Regions from separate parts of the Homo sapiens genome. Here all the other regions are linked to region 1. Evidence: chromatin contacts called from ENCODE Hi-C or POLR2A ChIA-PET data. All regions are on one chromosome and are shown on one strand. The core of a region is the stretch at or near the end of the contact, and the rest is flanking DNA. Distances in the headings are between cores, read along the strand shown. Region 1 has its middle 18 kb from the start of NRDC. Region 2 overlaps SHISAL2A (shisa like 2A). Region 3 has its middle 17 kb from the start of TUT4.

Region 1 (4,904 bases), core at 632-3,131:
TACCAGAATCTGAAGAGGGCAGTTGTGTGGCAGATGCTGTCTGCTAAGAGCAGTGACCTTTGGTGGAGAGAAATGTCCTCACACAAAGACTCGCTAGGGAGGGAGGTGGGGGATAAATTATTGGACCTGTCTTTCCCCATGACCTCTGATCTCCTACTGCTATCTCCCAATGCCGGACTCAACCAAAAGCCAGAGGGCAAAGGAGTCCAGCAGGAGCCCACATAGGTCAAACTTCTGGGATATGCAGCAGGTAAGTAGAGGGAGTACAGCAGGTCTTCGAATAATGTCATTATGTTCAACGACGTTTCATTATAACGTTGATGAAAAAAATAGATTCCTGGCAGAGGCCACCGTGTGTGAAGTCTGCACATTCTCCTCATGACTGCGTGGGTTTTCTCTGGGTACTCCAATTTCCTCCCACATCCCAAAAATGTGCACATTAGGTGAACTGGTGTGTCTAAATGGTCCCAGTCTGAGTGAGTGTGGCGTGTGGGAGAGTGTGCCCTGTGAGGGAATGTCGTCCTGTCCAGGACTGGTTCCCGCTTTGTGCTCTGCTTCTGGGATAGGCTCTGGCGACCTGTAACACTGACCTGGAATAATTGGGAAAATAATTATCTTATACTTGTTTTTATTAATCTTTCTTAAATGTATGTATAGCTCACATTTATTATATTTCAAGGTTTAATATTAGAAGTGTTTTGGGTCTTTATTTAGATGTTTGATGTTTCGTGACCAGAAATATGCCATAGGAACTTATTTATATCAATTAGCCTACAGCTAAATTGATTTCTTTATATATTGTTTCCCTTAGTCACGGTTTCCAAGAATCTATCGATGACATTGAAGACTTACTGTATCTGGAGATGCAAACAGAAAATATCTAGCACACCTTCCCCCTAGCCTTGCCCTCCTCCGTTCTTTGTCTTGCAGTCATGAATGATCTTTCTAAAGCAGGAAATGATATTGTTCTGCCTCATCTGATGCATGTTGGTAGCTCCCCCTCTCTCAGGATAAAGTCTATACTCCTTAACATAAAATGCAGGGCTTAATAATTATCTCCAGTTCACCCCTCCAGTTTTAACTCTCGCCATTTTCCTCTCAACCTTTCCGGTTGAGCCATATGCAATTACTTTCAAACCTACAAGAGCATTCCTTTCTTTGACCTTTCTCATGTCCTGGAACTCTGCCTGGAATCATCCTTCTCCCCTTTCATTCTTCTTCACTTAACTAATTCTTACTCATCCTTTATTTATACATAGAAGGGGTTTCTCTTACCCAGCTAGATTTTGGGGGAATCTAAGCTCTGTTTCTGTGGCAATGCTTTTTTTTTTTTAGATGGATTCTCGCTCTTGTCACCAGGCTGGAGTGCAGTGGTGCAATCTCTGCTCATTGCAACCTCCGCCTCCCAGGTTCAAGTGATTCTCCTGCCTCAGCCTCCTGAGTAGCTGGGATTACAGGCATGAGCCATCACACCCGGCCAGTAGCAATGATTTTCTAAGTTCTGAAAGTAGTGGCATGTTAAGGCTGATATTTGGTAGTATTTTCATCTTTTATGCGGATTTTTTTTTATTCTCATGAGGTTCTAATTATATATGATAGGTACTTAGCCTACAAGGCGGTACTGAAAGTAATGAGTTGAGTTTTTAATGAGCTTATCAATATATAACTTCAAAGGGCTCATTTGAAAACCACTGAAACCTAATCTATATTCCTGGAATCTTGGGATGCTAAGATAGACTTCTAGGAGTCTTATTTACATTGAGAAATATGGGAGCTATTTCCCATATTTCCCAATGAGAAATATGGGAGCTATGATAAGTATTCCTTTTGGAAAGATGACTGGGCTCTGACAGACAGGAAATCAGTCACATGAGTGGAATGTAGACAAAACCTGCTTTTGGTCTGTGGGCTGAAGGATGAGAAGAAAATAAAATGTAATAAAGGTTTGTTTTTTCAAAACTATATAGTCATCTTCTATGTACCAGATAACATATTTTCTCCAAGTAGAAGTGAATTCACAATATTAAAGAACTTCTAGGCTGGGCACAGTGGCTCATGCCTGTAATCCTAGCACTTTGAGAAGCCGAGGCGGGAAGATTGCTTGAGCCTGGCCAACATGGTGAAACCACCCACCTCCCCCAAACTCCGACCCCCACAGAACCTCCCCACTTCCCCCACTCCGTCTCTACAAAAAATACAAGAATTAGCTGGGTGTGGTAGCACATGCCTGTGGTCCTAGCTACTTTGGGGGGCTTAGGCAGAAGGATGGCTTGAATCCCAGAGGTAGAGGCTGCAGTGAGCTGAGGTCGTGCCACTGCACTCCAGCATGGGCGACAAAGTGAGACCCTGTCTCAAAACAAAACAAAACCAAAACCAGAACAACATCTATTGAATGCTCCTTTGTCTGACTCTTTTTTTGACAACAAAACCCAAAACAAACAAACAAACAAACAAACAAAAAACCCCAAAGGCTCTCATAATGGAGGAACATGGGTGGTGGTTTAAAGGGAGATAGGATGTGTCCTGGCAAAATCAAGATGGAAAGTCTGCTTCTTCTTCCCCCTTAAGACCAAACATTCTTGTTGAAGAAGACACCCACTTCTGTGTCTCTAGCTCCACCTTGAGGTTTATCAAGAAATCACCTATTCCGGCCACAACGGGTGAATTAGGTTAAAAAGAGCCGAGATCTTTATGCTGTGCCAACAGCTCTTGAACTTGTACTTTGGGCCAGGCTCTGTAATAAGTGCTCTTTGAACATAATGACATTTAATCCTCACAATAATCTTATAACAAATGTATTTTATAATGAGGAAAATTAAGATTAAGAGAGTTTCAAGAATTCAGGACTGGTATAAGATCACACAAGTGGCAGAGTCAGGATTTGAACCCAGCATCTTCTAGGCCTTCGTTTTCGTTCACAAGTGTCTGTGTATACACTCATGTGCACATCTATCACACATGTTTTTCTTTTCCTTTACAACACACCTGTACATCAATCATTTTATTTAATTCTCACAACAACTCTATTAAGTGGGAATTAATATCCCTTTTTGGAAGAAGGTGAGGCTTAGAGAAATAACCTAATTTTCCCTAGGTCATATGGCTCTTAAGCAGTGAGTTTAACCCAGGGCTCCTTTCTCAACTATATGAATAACATGCAACTTCTCAAGCTGACTTGTGATGACTCCTCACAACTTCTTGTCAGTAGCTCCTTGATATTACCAAAGAATTCATCTGAAGACTTGCAAAACCCCCTACTTTAGGAGTGACACTGTAGAACATAATGTCCAAACAAGACACATGTACAATGAGAAGAGTACAGTAAAGCAACATTAAGACGTGGATGAGGTGGGGCACAGTGGCGCACGCCTGTAATCCCAGCACCTTGGCAGGCTGAGGTGGGTGGATCACTTGAGCTCAGGAACTCAAGACCAGTCTGAGAAACATGTTGAAACCCCGACATTACAAAAAATACAAAAATTAGCCAAGGATGGTGGTACACATCTATAGTCCCAGCTACTCGGGAGGCTGATGTGGGAGGATTGCTTGAGCTGGGGAGACAGAGGGACTTGGATGCTATAGGAGATTGACTAGGCTGATTTACTTTTCCCACATTTTCCCACAGACCAGCATCATGGTGCATGATCTAAACTGGCCCTGTAATGTTAAAAATTATTCCAGGTCAGGGACCACTGGGGTTCATCACTTTTGATTAATGGAAATGAATATTAATATTAAATCCATTAAATTCAAAATATATTTAGTGATGGTATGCTCCTACTGCTTGAATTTGCATTTTCTTTCTTTTTTTGTGTGATGTCCTCCTTTTGCCTGCAAACACTTTCTGTCCTTCTGCCAATGAAACAGAAAATTTGAGAGTTGTGAGATAAATGGTAACACCAAGTGCTGGAGGAAAGAAGACAGGTATCTGTCTGTACCTGGAGAGCAGGAGAAAGTTTAGAAACAGGGCTAAAGGACTAGGAAGTATTCTCTAGGTATAAATGTCTGGGTGTTAGGGATGGGAGAGAGTTGAGAGGACCTTCCAGGAAGAGGGAAAAGAAAGGGCAGATACAAGGAAGTCCGCACACAGAGTGGTGTGAGTAGGTTGTGTGGCTCCTGATGGTTGAAGTTTAAAATCAGAAGGGAGATTTGAATAGATGCTTACTTCTCAACAGGCTGCTCTGTTTTCTAAATATACCAGAGCAACAGTAAATAAGCATTTAATGCAAAACTTGCCCTCTTAAAACAGTGACTTTGGGATCATCAAAATTGCATTGTAACTGAAGACAACAGAAGCACAGGGGAGTGAATAGATGACCTCAGGACAGCTTATTCTGGGCTGAGATAGAATACAACATTCTCTCTCACTGCTTTTTTTTTTTTTTTTTTAAGTTCTGGGATACATGTGCTGAACGTGCAGGTTTGTTACATAGGGATACATATGCCATGGTGGTTCGCTGCACTTATCTAACCATCATCTAGGTTTTAAGCCCCGCATGCATTCGGTATTTGTCCTAATGCTGTCCCTCCCCTTGCTCCCCACCCCCTGACAGGCCCCAGTGTGGTGTTCCCCTCCCTGTGTCCATGTGTTCTCATTGTTCAACTCCCACAAACGAGTGAAAACATGCAGTATTTGGTTTTCTGTTCCTGTGTTAGTTTGCGGAGAATGATGGCTTCCAACTTCATGCATGTCCCTGCAAAGGACATGAACTCATCCTTTTTTATGGCTGCATAGTATTCTATGGTGTATATGTGACAATTTTTTTTATCTAGTCTATCTTTGATGGGCATTTGGATTGGTTCCAAGTCTTTGCTATTGTAAATAGTGCTGCAATAAACATAAGTGTGCACATATCTTTATAGTAGAATGATTTATAATCCCTTGGGTACATACCCAGTAATGG
Region 2 (4,904 bases), core at 1,080-3,579, 740 kb before region 1:
ATGGCATAACCCCAATTTAACTAAATAAGTATACATATATGCATAACTATACACATGTACACATGCAAGGTTGATGGAGATACACCAACTAACAGGCTGTCTCTGGGTATAGTTCAGGATGTGGATGTCCTGTCTGGGGCCCCTTGGATCTTATCATTGTGGAATATTCTGATACTCTAGCCAAAGTTTCCTTCTTTTTTTTTTTCTTTTCTGAGACAGGATCTCACTCTACCACCCAGGCTGGAGTACAGTGGCACCATCATGGCTCACTGCAACCTCAACCTTCCGGGCTCAAGTGATCCTCCTGCCTCAGCCTGTTGAGTAGCTGGGACTACAGGCATGTGCCACCACACCGAGCTAATTTTAATATTTCTTTTTACAGACTGGGTTTCACCATGTTGCCCAAGGTTGTCTCCAACTCTTAGGCTCAAGCAATCTGCCCGCCTTGGCTATCCTGGCCAAAGTTTCTATTGCAAACAGCTGTTACCTCTTTGTCTGAGGGGTTTCTTGGGCCCAGAACAGGCTCTGTGGACACACTGGCAAGTCAATAGTGCAGGATAATCAATACCTTCCTTACCCCACCAGCCCATGACCGATGACTGACAGAAATTGTTAGCTAAATATCCAGCTTCCTGGCCGTCAGGTGGGATAACCCTGAGGAGTACATTCTACACTGGCTGGCAGAGTTTAAGCTCCAGTTACCTCTGGTGTAATTTGCTTGGTAATACACCCATTGTTGGCTTCTTTCTCTCCCTGTCTCACTTTCTTATCCTCTACCAGTGATTTTTGGGATCACTTTCCACATAAACTACTTGCCATCAAATCCTCATCTCAGAGTCTCCTGGTGAATCCAAGCTTAGACACTGGATTACTCATGACTTCTTTCTCTTTTCATTTCTCTTGTCCTTTTCACATTTTTTACATTGAGTATGTAGGGCTTTTTAGTTCTTTAGTTACTTTAATTAAACATTATTTTCTCATTTGAGATATGCTTACTGTTCGTAGGGCTGTTATCTAGGAGAATTGTGCTTTGCTTGGGACCCGTGTGTGGGACAACTCTGGGTTCCTGGATAGAAAGGGGCCTCTAAGAGAGGCCCTTTGAGGAGTGAGGGGGAGAGTTTTGTTTGTCCCTGTCTACCATTCTTTCTCCAGCTTTCTTGCCCATCCTCTTCCCTGACTCTGGGGTGATACATTCCAGATCGGAGGTCAGTCAGGGGGCAGGCACTGTCTCTGCTGGTCTGTCCTGGTGACAGAGGAACTAAACTCCAAGGACAGAGTTGGGAACAACAGGGCAGGCTCCAAAGAAGGAAAATCTGTGCTTGGCATGAGATGAACTTCAAATGATCCGAGTTGTTCCATGGTGAATGTACTGCCTCAAGCAGGGATGAGTCCCTGTCATGGGAGAAGCTTGTGCAGGACACACGAATGAGTTATATCTTTCAGTGAAGTTAGAGATTCCTACCCTGGGTAGGAAATTGAATTAGAGAGCCTCGAGTCTTCGAGGATTTTACTGTTCTGACTCTGAAAGATAAAAACCCACTGTGACTCCTAAGAAAGAATTGGAGGGACAATCTAACAACCAAGGGCTTTGGAGTCAGGTAGTTCTAAGTTCAAATCCTGGTTCTGCCACATTTAAGCTGAAAAATCACTTTACCACTCTGACCTTCATTTTCTTCCTTTATAAAGGTTTCTATCTCACCAGGTGGTGGGAAGGATGAAATGAGGTGCTGTAGACACGGTCTGACCACAAACTCTGCCTTCCGGCAAGGCTGCTGTCTTCTGGCTCACACCCTCGTAAAAAAACAGAACTAGTGATGGAGGAGGGTGTTTGGCAAGTGGACCAGACGGTGTGACAGCACCAACTGCTTCTCCACAGGGTGTCTTCACTTCCTGAGGCACAATTTTAAAGATAGCAATTCTCCTTGAGCACTGTCTCTCCCAGGAAACAGTGCTTACCTGGAGATTTTGAAGTTTTTAAGGACTGACTTTCATGAAAAGGGCCAAACGGAATTTACAGCAAAACAAGGTCTCCACCCTGCAATATCCGGGCTCTGTTAGGAGCATGCCGGAAGAGTTATTTCAAGGTTCAGAGCACGTTGATGCCCTAGACATCCTGAGGACTTTCAGTTCCTCTCCTGCACTTTGCAATTGTCTGTGGTATTTATGAATCACATTATGTCTGAGTCCAGGAAGAGTCACCCTAGAGCCTTTAGCCACCTTGGGGTCACAGAATGGGAACACACTGACATGGGATGTTACCCCAGAGATCAGCCCATCCAACCCCCGAAGAAAGCATTGTCTGAGCCACTAAAGCATGCCACGTCAGAGTTTCCAGGGCAACGGAAGGGACCACAAGACACAAGAGCTGTGTAGGGAAGGGGTTAGTGGAAGAGGGAAAGGGTCCTGGCTGGGTGCTGAGAGAATTACTCACCTCTGTGTCCCCAGGGGCCAGCACAGTGCCCAGAAGACACTAGAGGGTCAGTGAGTATTTTTCAGATGATCTGAGTGGATCAGGTTGTTAAGAGAGATCCAGACAGTAGTAGACAGGACAAGCCAGGGCTTGAGATGAGACAGGCCTGAGTTTTCAACCCAGCTCTGCCACTGCCTCTCACTGGGACACTCCCAGATAGTAACTTAACCTTTCTCAAGTTTTCTCATGTGTAAAATGAGAAGTGCCAGGGTTGTGAATGTGTGAGAGCATCTAACCCTTGGATAGTCTTAGGTAATGTTCTTTAAGTCTCAGTCTGCTATGATATTGCTAGGAGATCTCGGACAATTCACTTCCACACTGAATTTCACTTCCCACACCTATGAACCAAGGAAAGGGAACTCTCTTATTGAGCACCTAACATATGCACTGGTCACTTTCATGTGCATTATTTCTCTTAGTTCTTACAATTCCATCACACAAATATCTCTATCACCATTTTAAAGTTGAGAGAAAATACTAGGAAGTTAAATAACTTTTCCAATCCACATAGATAATAAGTGACAGATTCTGACCAGCCCCAAAGCTCCACACTGTCTCTGTACTATCACACAAATATCTCTATCACCATTTTAAAGTTGAGAGAAAATACTAGGAAGTTAAATAACTTTTCCAATCCACATAGATAATAAGTGACAGATTCTGACCAGCCCCAAAGCTCCACACTGTCTCTGTACTATCACACAAATATCTCTATCACCATTTTAAAGTTGAGAGAAAATACTAGGAAGTTAAATAACTTTTCCAATCCACATAGATAATAAGTGACAGATTCTGACCAGCCCCAAAGCTCCACATTGTCTCTGTACTTACAAGGGAGGTCAGTGCCATCTTATTTCAGAGCCTAGCTCAATGCCAACTACACAGTGGGCCTTCAACAAAACTTCATTGTTTCACTTTAGGTGAATGTTGTGAAAGTGCCCTAGTGAATATTATCACAGTAAGAGAAATCTGATACAGAAAAATTATCACAGTGAGAGAAATCTGACATAGCTGACTCCATCTTGTGTCTAACTTTACGAGCTGTCTTTCTTCATTCCTGGGCACAGGCCAAGTTAACTATAAGAGGAATTTAGTTTATAGTTTAACTTTAAAACAAAGATGATAACAGCCCCTTCCTAAAACTAACACCCTCCTTGCTCAGGGACTGCAACTGCCTTTGTTAAACTAACAAATTAACCACAAGGTTAGAATTATGGTTCAGGAGTCGTGTAGCTGGAGGTCACATGATTTGTAATCTCCTCAACTCCTCCTATAGGAGGAGTTGTAAAACCTAAAACTGGTGTTTGAGGTATCTTTCAGACCTTTCATTTTGATAGACCAGTTGGTGCCACCTGGACCAGTAACCCATACCAATAAACTGGCTCAACTGGTCTTGTGAGCTCCCCTACCCAGCAACTGACTCAGTGCAAGAAGGTAGCTTTGATCCCCTACGATTTTATCCCTAACCCAACCAATTGGCATTCCCTATTCCCTAGCCCCATCTGCCACCATTCCTTGAGAAACCATAGTCTCCGAATTCTCTGGTGGGGTGGGGGGTGGGGAATGAGGGTGTGGATTTGAGAATTATGTCCTATTTTGCCACTTGGTTGGCCCTGTGATTATTAAACTCTTTCTTTGCTGCAAAACCTGTTGTTCTCAGTGCATTGGTTTTTTTGGGCAGCAAGCAAAATGAACTTGTCAAGTGAATACCATTGTATCTCTAAATAAACTGTGAGTTCCTCAGGGGCAGGGAATAATTGATTTTTGTGTCTCCAATACCTTGCAAAGTGCCTGGCACAAAGTAAAGGCTAGAATGAATGAATGAATGAATGAATATATGGATGAACAGAAAATACATTAATATAATTCCCTGGGTTATAGATAGCACAAATATGTAGGATCTGATAACCTGGCCATCTGAAAATCATTTAGAATTGTGGATCGAGTCACCTAGAAAAAGCAATAATATTTGTAATTGTCATTGGCATATGTCAAGTTGATTTCAGCTCTGTTATGTATGTCATTTGACCGTTACCACTGCCTTAGTCAGAAATCAGGGCAATGATTGATCATCCTACTGCCCGTTTGATAGATGAAAAGCCAGAGACTTGAGAAGTTTTCGTGGCATAGGACACTGTCCTTTCCCACCCAGAGGGCAGCAGCCTCTGCTCATATACCTCCAGGGACAGGAAAATCACTAACTACTGAGATGGCCCACTCAATTTTTGCTGATGCCTGTTTCCCAAAGTAGGCTGAGGATCAAGTTCCATTCTCCAGGTAAGGCCTTTGGAGACCCAGGGGGATTGAGACCTATTACCCTCTCAAGCCAACACTTAGGCTCCAGGAATGCAACCTCTTCCCTGAACAAATGGGGAAACTGAGGTCCTATGGGTGGAGAGTCAACACTTCTATGAATATGGCCTGAGCTAGCTTC
Region 3 (4,904 bases), core at 1,622-4,121, 670 kb before region 1:
AAAATCACTGTGGAACAATAAATGACTGTAGCAGCATACGATGAGATCCCAAAGTTTGAGAAGGGAATTGCTAAACAGGCACATACATCCCTTAGCACATAATTATGAATATTTAAGAATAAAAACTGGCTGGGCACAGTGGCTCATGCCTGTAATCCCAGCAATTCTGTTACCAGTGGAAGGTGCCCAGATTCTTGGCTTCTTGAAAAAATTGGACAAAACACACAAATAAAGCAAGGAAAGAATGAAGCAAGAAAAGCAGAGATTTACTGAAAACGAAAGTACACTCCATAGTGTGGGAGCAGGCCAAGCATATGGGTTCAGGAAACTGGTTACCCAATTTTCTGGGATTTAAATACCCTCTAGAGGCTTCCCATTGGTTACTTGAGGTACACCCTATGTAAATGAAGAAGTGGCCTGTGATTAATCTGATTGGTTGCAGAAGGCAACCAATCAGAGGCTGAAGTGACGTTACAAAGTTAAACCAATCTGATTGGTTGCTTTCTGCAACCAATCAGAGATGGAAGTGAAGTTACAAAGTTAAACCCATGCAAACATCTGATTGGTTGCAGAAGGTGACCAATCAGAGGCTGAAGTGAAGTTACAAACTTATACTCCTATGCAAATGAAAACTTGGCCTGAGACCAGCCTGATTGGTTGCAGAAGAGGACAAATCACAGGTACTTTCAGTTTTTCATCTGCCAGGCAGAAAAGTGGGGGATGCAAAGGGAGTAGCCTCTGGTCCTTTTGTTACTTGGGTGTGGTAAGTTGGAGTTTTCCCTTTGACTTAGTTCTAGGAAGTCAGAATGAATCGGACTTATGTTCCCTGCTTTCAGACCCTGTAGTGTGTAGTGCCTCACTTTGGGAGGTCGAGGTGGGTAGATCACTTGAGGTCAGGAGTTTGAGACCAGCCTGGCCAACATGGCAAACTCCATCTCTACAAAAAGGCGGAGGTTGCAGTGAGCCGAGACTACACCACTGCGCTACAGCCTGGGTGACAGGGCAAGACTCCATCTCAAAAAAAAAAAAAAAAAAATGCTGGGCATGGTGGCTGTAATCCCAGCACTTTGGGAGGCCGAGGCGGGTGGATCACCTGAGGTCAGGAGTTCGACACCGGCCTGGCCAAATGACAAAACCCCATCTCTACTAAAAATGCAAAAATTAGCTGGGTGTGGTGGCACACGCCTGTAATCCCAGCTACTCAGGAGGCTGAGGCAAGAGAATCACTTGAACCCGGAGGCGGAGGTTGCAGTGAGCTGAGATGGTGCCACTGCACCCCAGTCTGGGTGACAGGGCAAGACTCCATCTCAAAAAAAAAAAAAAAAGAAAGAAATGAATAAAAACTTATGTAATTATTATTTCAAATGGTTAGTAAATTATTAGGATGTAAATACTGATTAAGTTGTTTGGACTTAACTACTTAATAAAGAGAATTATTACTTTGGTTTTTTTGTAGGAGGAGTGGGCATGGAGAAGTCACCATGAAAAAATTACTGAGACACTAAAGGTGCCTTTGAGCTGAGAAAGTTTGGGAACCTCTGTCTTACACAGTTGGATCCTAGATTGCTCTGTTTTCTCCGCTTTTTTTGGTTGGTTTGCTTCTTTGCTACATCTCATCAGTACTGTTACCAATGCGCCCTCTCTATACTCACAGAGTACTTACAAATGCAGGCACCTCATATATATTAACTTATTTAATCTTTATGACCAACTGTGCAAAATAGCTATTATTATTATTCCCATTTTACAGATGAGGAAATTGAAGCTAAAAGGTTAAATACTTCAAAGTCATACAGTTAGGAAGCAGCAGCACAGGATTCAAAGACTCAGTTTGACTCCAGAATCTGTGCTTTTAACTATCTTATTCTGGCCTCCCAACCCCCACCCATTAATTGTTAATTTTGATCTGCTATAGACATGGAAACTAAATATCCAAGCTTGTTGGAACTACATGTAAAGCAAGAGCTGAAAGTCACTACTGGGAGAAAAGTGCATGAACTCTACAGTATGTGCGGTCTGCACAAGACTGAGCAGCATAAAATGCTCAAAAATAACTCCTTCCGGCCAGGCGCGGTGGCTCACGCCTGTAATCCCAGCACTTTGGGAGGCCGAGGCGGGCAGATCACCTGAGGTCAGGAGTTCGAGACCAGCCTGGCTAACATGGTGGAACTCTGTTTCTATTAAAAATGCAAAAAATTAGCCAGGCGATTTGGTGTGTGCCTGTAATCCCAGATACTCAGGAGGCTGAAACAGGAGAATTGCTTGAACCCAGGAGGCTGAGGTTGCAGTGAGCTGAGATCATGCCATTGCACTCCAGCCTGGGCGACAAGAGTAAAACTCCGTCTCCAAAACAAAACAAAACAAAACAAAACATAAAAAACCTCCTTCCCTCTGACTTCCCCAGCTGCTGTAGCCAGCAAAGGTGGGGGTGGGAGTGGGTGGATATTTATTGAATTACACAGGATGTCTCAGGCTCTCCATGTTTCTCCGGGGGTCATGTTTCTCCGAGGGTCCATGTTAAACTCGGGTCTTCCAACCAGCAAGTTACTGTTCTATGGAAACAAAAAAGTTTAAAATGCTCCCTTCACTGTAAGAGAGGACAAAAGTGGACAGAAAATGCAATACAGATACATGACAAAAACAGGATTACCTAGAGGTAGGCAGGCCCATATTAATTCACAAGGAGAAATGTCATTTCAGGGGCAATAGGAAATAAGAAGCGGAAGTTTTGCAGACCTACTGGAGAAAGCAAACTTCCTCAGAAACAAGATTAAGACTGTACTTAAAGTGAACCTTGAGCATATACAACCATGGTGACTTAGATGAATATCCTGGACAGAAAAGAATCAGCAGAATTTGGATAGTGGAAGAAGGAAAGTTCAGCTCAGATCAGAGGAACTCGTATTGGTTAAGAGGTTTCCCTAACTTTCTAGGGAGGAGGAACTGAAAGTTTAAAACAGAACCTACTAAGCCACCTTTGGAGATCTTTATACAGATTTCTGCATAAATCAATCAATGGGTAGTAAACTGTATGCTTTCATTTCAGACTTGGGTTCAACCTTTCTCAGTGAAAGATTTTCTTTTTTTTTTTTTTGAGATGTAGTCTCACTCTGTCACCCAGGCTGGAGTGCCATGGCGCGATCTCAGCTCACTGCAACCTCTGCCTCCTGGGTTCAAGCGATTCTCCTGCCTCAGCCTCCCAAGTAGCTGGGATTACAGGTGCCTGCCACCACACCCGTGTAATTTTTCTATTTTTAGTAGAGATGGGGTTTCACCATGTTGTCCAGGCTGGTCTTGAACTCTTGACCTCAGATGATCTGCGCCCCTTGGCCTCCCAAAGTGCTGGGATTACAGGTGTGAGCCACTGCGCCTGGCCTCAGTGAAAGATTTTTCATAAAAAGCTCACAAAAACTTTTTGTGAAGAATCCCCCTATGTGGTGATTTCTAGATAGCAACCTGGATGGCCAGACCCCACCTGATGTGCAGTCAAAATTCTGATTCCCAGAATGGACAAAATGAGAGGAAATCCTTTTTTAGTCTGAGTGTAATATACAAACTTCCTGACAATGCTGAGGATGTTCAGAGTGCTTGCTTATGAAACTGCTTGAGAGCTGGATTCTGGATAGGTGGCATTTATAGCAACATTATGTCCCAGATTTCCGAGGACAGCCCAGATTTCAAATATCCTATCTTATTGTAATTATAAGTAGGCTTAGACTTCTGCTCTTATGTATCCTGATTTGGATAGAATGAGGAAAATATGGGCATAATATAAGTGATCCTTTCGTGGAGTGTATGATGAGGATAAATACCAGAAGGAAGTCATGGTGGGGTCTAGAAGTATTAACAGTGGTCTACTAAGATTATTCCTTGGTAACATGGTGTGAAAAAAAAAAAGCTATATTTGGCGTGAAACAGGCAGAAAGAAACTCCTGCAAATTCAGGGATGGCATGTGTGCCATTTGAAGAGAATAGAAGAGCCCAGGGGTGAGAAGTTTGGGGACAAAAAAAGAGGCTACTCCTAGGAAAGGTCAGCTGTGTCCCCTTGAGAGAGGAGGAAAGGACTAAAAGTCTGAGACAATCCGGCGGGGTCGGGGTGGGGGATTAGAAAAAAGTTACACAAACACTCAGCCAAGAGAGAGGGGAGAGAGAGAAAGGAAGAATATTAAAAGTAAAGCTTAGAAAGAAATTTACAAGATAGACTCAGGAGGGCACACTTAGCAAGAGGAGAGAGACAGTTGGGGGAGGAGAGGATACGAAGAGAGGCTAGGGAGAACAAGAAGAGGAGAGAGAGCGAATGAAGTGGGGGGAGCCGGAGCATGTATGGGCGAGAGAGGTGGTGAGAAGCTTGCAATTTCTCTTGAGATTGTGGATGTCTGGAGGGCCCCAGAGGAATGTTGGGAGAGATCTAAGGCTGGGATCTCTGGAACTAGACCAAAGACTCTACAAACAAGAAAAATTTTGAGCTGCAGCTCTAAATCTGCTAGAACTGGCGATCCCTTCAGGGATCCCTTAGAAGTCCTCCCTCCAAAGCTGTGAGTGATCTTATTCTCTGGGGAACTTTAGAGACACCCAGCAAGACAGTTTGTTGATGTTGTATAACCTTAAGAAAATTTCTCTTTAAAATATTGTTGGCTTGCAAGGTGGAGGTACTTAGCTGACTAAAAGGTATGTTTCTTGGGTTCTTGGGGATGTCAAGGGAAGTAAAGTGTGTGAACCCCTCCCCACAAAATCTGAGACTTTATGCTACCAGGCAATATTTAGTTTTCAAAGGAAAATACATGTGTGGATGCTATAGCCCTTGCCCAGAGATTCTGAGAAACTTATCGTTTTTAAAGCTTAAGGACATTTAGTTGGTTTTCTCTCCCACATAATAGGGTAAGTGGAATTTAGTACAAACCTCT

Evidence for each region. A loop is a pair of places that touch in the nucleus more often than their neighbours do. ChIA-PET counts read pairs that join two places held with the same protein, here RNA polymerase II (POLR2A). Pooled maps may share reads with other maps.
Region 2: a pooled map shows a loop between it and region 1 (1.9-fold over the local background). The contact joins two enhancer-like sites. A Hi-C loop is called at or near these places in 1 of 50 pooled maps. POLR2A ChIA-PET finds 5 or more read pairs at or near these places in 2 of 52 experiments (BJ and CD8-positive, alpha-beta memory T cell).
Region 3: a loop to region 1 is called in a map of ovary, with 4 times the contacts of the local background. The contact joins two enhancer-like sites. A Hi-C loop is called at or near these places in 1 of 168 maps with a recorded cell type or tissue (ovary). POLR2A ChIA-PET finds 5 or more read pairs at or near these places in 1 of 52 experiments (endothelial cell of umbilical vein).

Annotation. Positions count from the first base shown.
Region 1 is chr1:51,894,753-51,899,656 of GRCh38, reverse strand. No RefSeq gene overlaps it. Among named protein-coding and RNA genes, the nearest start is that of NRDC, 18 kb to the right of the region's middle. RefSeq lists an enhancer at 1,131-2,330. Within about 2 kb of position 1,881, at least 4 of the 41 ENCODE cell types and tissues checked have a DNase peak (open chromatin) inside an H3K27ac peak, as active enhancers do; they include endothelial cell of umbilical vein, where a contact is called at or near this core.
Region 2 is chr1:52,634,481-52,639,384 of GRCh38, reverse strand. The region is part of intron 1 of SHISAL2A (shisa like 2A); the gene reads right to left. Among named protein-coding and RNA genes, the nearest start is that of SHISAL2A, 3.8 kb to the right of the region's middle. RefSeq lists an enhancer at 1,859-2,018. Within about 2 kb of position 2,329, at least 13 of the 41 ENCODE cell types and tissues checked have a DNase peak (open chromatin) inside an H3K27ac peak, as active enhancers do.
Region 3 is chr1:52,567,583-52,572,486 of GRCh38, reverse strand. No RefSeq gene overlaps it. Among named protein-coding and RNA genes, the nearest start is that of TUT4, 17 kb to the right of the region's middle. RefSeq lists an enhancer at 690-1,190. Within about 2 kb of position 2,871, at least 2 of the 41 ENCODE cell types and tissues checked have a DNase peak (open chromatin) inside an H3K27ac peak, as active enhancers do; they include endothelial cell of umbilical vein, where a contact is called at or near this core.